Regions from separate parts of the Homo sapiens genome. Here region 1 is linked to region 2. A link is a loop called in an ENCODE intact Hi-C map of the cell type or tissue named here. Cell type or tissue: CD4-positive, alpha-beta T cell. All regions are shown on one strand. Each heading gives the region's core, and the rest is flanking DNA. Links, peaks and the distances in the headings are about the cores only. Region 1 overlaps FAM163B (family with sequence similarity 163 member B). Region 2 overlaps SARDH (sarcosine dehydrogenase).

The links. Peaks named below come from ENCODE experiments on the same cell type or tissue, not always from the same donor. Only the 100,000 strongest peaks of a DNase experiment are listed, where the experiment ranks them.
Region 1: a loop joins it to region 2, with 3 times the contacts of the local background. A loop is called at or near these places in 21 of 110 quality-filtered maps.

Annotation. Positions count from the first base shown.
Region 1 is chr9:133,603,176-133,606,072 of GRCh38, reverse strand. All of the region lies in intron 1 of FAM163B (family with sequence similarity 163 member B), which reads left to right. Among named protein-coding and RNA genes, the nearest start is that of FAM163B, 4.8 kb to the left of the region's middle. In CD4-positive, alpha-beta T cell, for the core only: no CTCF peak of the experiment used is centred there; a DNase peak (open chromatin) is centred at 1,642.
Region 2 is chr9:133,714,760-133,717,656 of GRCh38, reverse strand. SARDH (sarcosine dehydrogenase) reads left to right here. Exons shown (of 21, transcript NM_001134707.2): 8 at 202-331. Among named protein-coding and RNA genes, the nearest start is that of SARDH, 22 kb to the left of the region's middle. RefSeq lists enhancers at 649-1,350, 1,351-2,054. In CD4-positive, alpha-beta T cell, for the core only: CTCF peaks have their summits at 1,438 and 1,649; a DNase peak (open chromatin) is centred at 1,676.

The DNA.
Region 1 (2,897 bases), core at 192-2,691, 110 kb after region 2:
GGTTCCGCCAGGCTTGTAAGCCCTGCTCAGTGGTTGGGCTTTCCGCCGCAGTCCACAGGAACCAGGCTCTGGGAGCCCGGAGGGACATGGTTCGCTCTGCCCTTTAGGGACCCTCTCTGGCTGCACCATGGGGAATGACTTGGAGAGGGGGCCCTGCAGGCAGGAAGCTGGGGAGGAAGGGAAATGATGGAGGCCTGGACCAGGGTGGTAAGAAGAGGGCAAGTGACAAGCATGTTGAGGGCTGGATGTTTGTGTTGGGGTGATGGGAGACGGCCTGAGACTGCCCAAATGTCACTCCTATACCACTCCCTTAAGTCAGGCTCAGGCAGCGCCGGACGCTCGGGATGGGCCGCACGTAGGCAGTGAGGTTGCGGCCCCGGGGCCCTGGGGGAGGACTGTTGTTTCAGCAGCAGCTCAGTGTCAGAGCCATCATCCCACTGGGCTGGATGTTACCGCCTGTGCTCTGGGCGCTCTCAGCCCTCGGGGAGCCGTCCGTGCCTGTGGGAGTGGGTCCCTGCCGGACCGAGCTAGTCACCTCTGCCCTTGAGCTCAGTTTTCCCAGGTGGCAGAGGTGGAAGAAGGCTGCACCAGCTAGGGAGCTCCGGTGGAGGCTGGGCAGGGACTGGGACAGAGACCCCAAAACAAACCAGGCTCCCAGGGCTGCCACCTCGTCCACCACATTCCCTGGCTACTGAGGGTGGCAGTGTGGCTGAGTGGACAAGAGCACAGCTTCTGTAGCTCAGCAGAGCCGTGTTTCCATCCAAGCTATGCGTCCCTCGTGAGGTTACTCAGCCTCTCTGGGCCCCAGGTTCTTCATTCATAAAATGGCAATCATTACATCCGCCTCTGATGTGCCAGCTTACCTCCCAGCCAGCAGACTGGGAGAAGAGCCCTAGCGAAAACCTCTTCCAGGCCAGCTCCACCCCACGCAGCCCCGACCCGTGCTCACTTCCTGGCTCTGCCGTAAGGTGGCCTCGGGGCCCACAGGCCTCGGTCTGCACCTGGCAAGCAGGCAAACCCCACATCGTGGGGCAGCCTTGGCTCCTGACCTCAGTGTTCACACACAGGCAGGATCATCGCCACCTCCATCTCCGTTCCTCACGAGGAGGTCCACAGTTTCTGTGTGCAACAGGCTGGCCCTGTCTGGGAGCTGGGCCTGCTGGCAGGTCCCGGGTCTCTGGAGAACCGTCCTCTCTCTTTTGAAATCATCCTAATTTGCATTTGCTGTATCTGGCTGCACTACCTTATAGACATCAATCTGAAATCGTGCTACTCCAGATGGGGTTCGGGGACCAGCAGCAGCAGCAGCAGCATCCCTAGGAACCCGTGAGAAATGCAGGTTCCCAGGCCCCCAGACCTGTTGTAACCGGCCCCCAGGTGATTCCTGTGTTCCGTGGAGTTTGAGACTCACCGCCCACCACGGCAGAAAAGAGGTTCTATTTGCATAAAGCAAGGGTGACTGTCTCCTTCATGCTCCTTATATATTTAACTTCATATATTAAAGGGTGTTTGAATAAAAGAAATACATGCTTGCAGTAAGAGAAAAACCAAGCTATTCAGCTTTTGTTGGTTGGTTGGTTGGCTGGTTTTTTACAAAGTAAAAGCCCCCGGTTTCCTGGGTGTGGCCTGCCCCCCAGTGCTCGGCTGTGTCAGTGACGTGTGTGTCAGCCACACTGGGCACCACCGAGAGACCAGTCTGTGTGTGTTGTTCCCTGTCCTTTTGACTTAACAGGTCTTGGTTGTGTCTGCATGTCGACACCCTAGTCTGTCATTGATTTACCTGGACCCATATCAGTAAACAGTCATGTAGGCCATCCACAGGTTTTATTTTTTGTGTGTGTTCATTTTATATACTTGTTCACTCAAGTAATCACTCCAGGGAAGGATTTCATAGTTGGATGAGGGATGTGCAGTGTGAATAGAAATAAATAGGCCAGGCGCAGTGGCCCATGCCTATAATCCCAGCACTTTGGGAGGCTAAGGCAGGCGGATTACTTGAGGTCAGGAGTTTGAGACCAGCCTGGCCAACATGGTGAAACCCCATCTCTAATAAAAATACAAAAAAGAGAGCCGGGCGTGGTGGCATGCGCCTGTAATCCCAGCTACTCGGGAGGCTGAGGCATGAGAATTGCTTGAACCTGGAAGGCGGAGGTTACAGTGAGCCAAGATCACACCACTGCACTACAGCCTGGGTGACAGAGTGAGACTCTGCCCCCTCCCCCAAAAAAAGAAAAGAAAAGAAATAGCAATGCAAAAGCAGCTGTCCATGGATTAGAAGATGGGTGCAAGGTAGCAGGTGCCCCAGATTCAAAGGAATGTACACCCTGGGCTGGAGCAGGCAGGGAAGGCTTCCTGGAGGTGGTGCTTGAGCTAAGCCCTGAAGGATTAGCATGGAGCAGGAAGGAGCTGGTGTGGCACAGACATGCGGGCTCCTATCATCACCAGGAGGCAGGAGGACTAGTCTGTCAACTTTGGCTAATGAGCAGTGGCCCCGCTAAAGATGCCCCTGAATTTCCTCTTCTCCCTTTGCGGGTGGGAGAGAACAGGCTGGGCCACTTCCCTGTCATCTCATTGGCTTTTAGCTTTCCAAGCTGGATTGTGGCTGGGGTTGCTTTTCCCACGTGCTGTAGGCCACCTCTCACCCCCTGGTCTCCACTTGGTTCACCAGCCGTGCAGACCCTCTGCGGTTCCTACCAACACATCCCCCTAGCGTTAGCTCTGATTATTTTGCCAAGAGCGATCTGAGGCCCTGGAGGAAAAGGCCGGCTGCGGTGGGATGCGCTGGGTATGCATTGGACCCACAGCAGTAGGGGAGGAGGCGCCTGGGTGCATCAGTGGTTTCTCTGTAGCATTTGTCAAGGGCCTCACCTTTGTGTTTGAAATGTCATGTTTACATC
Region 2 (2,897 bases), core at 248-2,747:
GGGGAGGGGGAGCAGACAGACCTTGCTGATGGGTTGGTGGGTGGGGGAGACAAACGGCTGGGACGTGTGGGTGACCACCAGCCCTCTAATGCATCTGATTCAGCAGAGGCTGGCCTGGCAGCCATCACAAGGCAGGTTTGGCATGGGGATGCATGGCCTTCTTGGGGACAACGGAGATGTTCCCCTGCCCTGCCTTGGCAGGTGTCAGACAAGTTTGCCTTCGGCCTCTTTGACCTGGACTGGGAGGTGTTCACCCAGCACATTGAAGGCGCCATCAACAGGGTCCCCGTGCTGGAGAAGACAGGAATCAAGTCCACGGTCTGCGGCCCTGGTGAGTGACAGCCTCGGAGCTGGGGTGGGCGTCCATGGGTCCTTTGGTCTGATGACTGTTAGTAGTGATGCCCCGTGAGACCAGCCTGTGTCACACAGGGGACCCAGGGCTGTCCCCGGTCCCTCTCGCTGCTTGGCTCCAGCAGCCCTGGGTACTAGGTGTGGCCTTTATTCCCCTCTACGGGCGAGAGGCCTGGGCTTCACAAGGGCCATCATCTGCCCCAAGCACGAGGCCAGGGCCTCCTCCTGCCTCAAGGGTGGCTGGTCCTGGCTTCCCCACCTGGGCTTCTTCATCCCTAGACTTGACTTGTCCCTGGAATTCTGTGTTTTCATCTGTAAAATGGGAATAGCGGGCCACATCCCAGCACCCTGTGAGGCTGAGCCAGGAATGGAAGGGCTGAGACCTTCCCTGATGAGAGGCTTATACAGCTGTGAGTCCCAGTTCTGCCTCCAGCCCCAGCCCCCACCGCTCCCAGAGAGCACTGCCCTGGCCAGGACCCCATGCTGCTGGCCTCCCTCCTGTTCTTGGCGGCTTGCACCTGGAGGCCAGCTCAGCGGGGGAAGGTTCTTGTGTCAAGATTCCCCTAACTCTGGCCCTCCTTGCTAGCCCCAGGAGAACTTAGCTGGAAGAGGCTGGAGCAAAAAGGTGGGCTCAGCTCCCAGATGCCCCACGTGGGTCATCCACAGCGCAGCTCAGCCCCACCCCACCCTACTGGCCTGGGGAGCCTGGAAGGCTCTGCCCCAGGGGGCGGGTGTGGGGCTGAGGCTGCTGGCCTGGGGAGCCCGGAAGGCTCTGCCCCAGGGGGCGGGTGTGGGGCTGAGGCTGCTGGCCTGGGCCCTGGCAAAGGTGCACTCTCTGGGAAGCAGGAGGGGCTGCAGCTGACCTTGGCACCCCAGTGTTTATAACCACGGGACTTTGAGCCAGACGTCCCTGAGTTGAGTGTGGGGCAGCCCAGGAGCTACCGGTGACCCCAGAGCACCAGCATTCCTTCATGAGGGCATTCATTCTACATTAAGTGGCACTTCGTCGGTGGTGGAGGCAGGCACGCTCAGGGCCAGCGCCCTCCTTCTGGCAGGGGAGACCCAATGCAAGTCACTGATCACAGCCCGTGGGTGGGTGCTCTGACACGAGGCATGGGGTGACTGGGTGGCCACAGCCTGAGGACACAGACGGGCGGCCAGGAGGAGGGGCAGCCTAGCCCGGCCCTGGAGGGCGAGTCAGCGCTGGGCCTGCCGCGGATACGTGATCTGAGCAGGGGAGCACCAGGTGGGCACAGACAATCCCCCACATTGGGGTTCCAGCAGAATCACATGGTGTTCCCCACTGCTTCCTGGTAGGGGGAGCTCTGGCCCCGCTTCAGGGCTGGGAGAGAGGTTCAGGAAGACACAGTGTTGCCCCCAGGGAAACTTCGTGTCAGAAGCCTGGTGAGTCCCTCTGTGCCTTTAGTGAAGGGCACTGGAATGGGTGCCCTCTGGAGTAGGTGCATCTGTGAGATGGTGACGGAGCACTGACTCGGCAGGGTGGCCTAGGGACCAGAAGCCACAGGGGCGGTGCAGGGCATAGGCCAGGCCCAGCAGCTGTAGAGAGCATTTGAGTAGAGGTGGGCGGCACAAAGCGGGGAGCCCAGGGACTTCCACGGGCCATGCAGGGAGCGGATGAGGGCCCTAAAGACAGGGAAGAGTCCCGACACAGAAGGGCTGTGGCCACCGAGGAGTCCAGCCCCCTCTGTCCTGGCACGCTCAGCATCTGCTCAGCCGTCAGCAGGGGCTACTTGAATGAATTCGACTCCTATGGGAGCCTTTGGAGTGAAGTGCAGCCCCGGGGAGAAGCAGATAGAGCCCCAGGGGCCGGGGCAGCGTGCAGGGTAGGAGCACACAGCCGTGACTCACTGCCCCCACCCCGCAGCTTGCGTGGGTCTGGCAGCGAGAAACACAGGCCCGGAAGAATCCCAGGGGCACAGATAACCCCAGGCGTCTCTCTGTCTCTCTCTATCTTTCTCTTCCTCTCGTTTTAATTAGCCTGGGGAGCCGGTACTCCCCACGAAGCCCTATTTTGGGGAAGATGTGCAGGCAAGGACATCTTGGATCTGGTCTGTCGGCTGGATGGGAGACTGGTGGGGAATCAGCATTTCTCCTTGCCAGGCACGGCCAATGGCCTTTGGCCTCCAGGAAAGAGCAGGGAAGTCCCAGGCCCCCGTGACTTAGGGAGCGCCTGGGAGGGCAGGCAGAGCTCTCATTCCAGGATGGTGGAGCTCACCAAGGTCAGGGTGGGAGCCGCAGGCCTGGCCCCTGGCCATGTTGCCTGGAGGTCCCATGTGTCCTCGGGTTACTCAACCCGCATGAGTCATTTGTGAAACATCCAAGAGACCCTTGTTCCCTGCAGCTGCCCCTCCGCTAGCTCTTGATAGCGCTCCCCGCAGATTCCCTGTGAGGTTGTTCAGAGCTTCTTTCCTGCCCTCCCTGGGCCTAGAAATAGTTCCAGCCCTCCCAAGGTGCTCCCTGGGCCATCCCCAAACCCAGCCCAGGTTACCTCCCCAATCCCCCCTTTTTTAAAGGTCTTGCTGTGT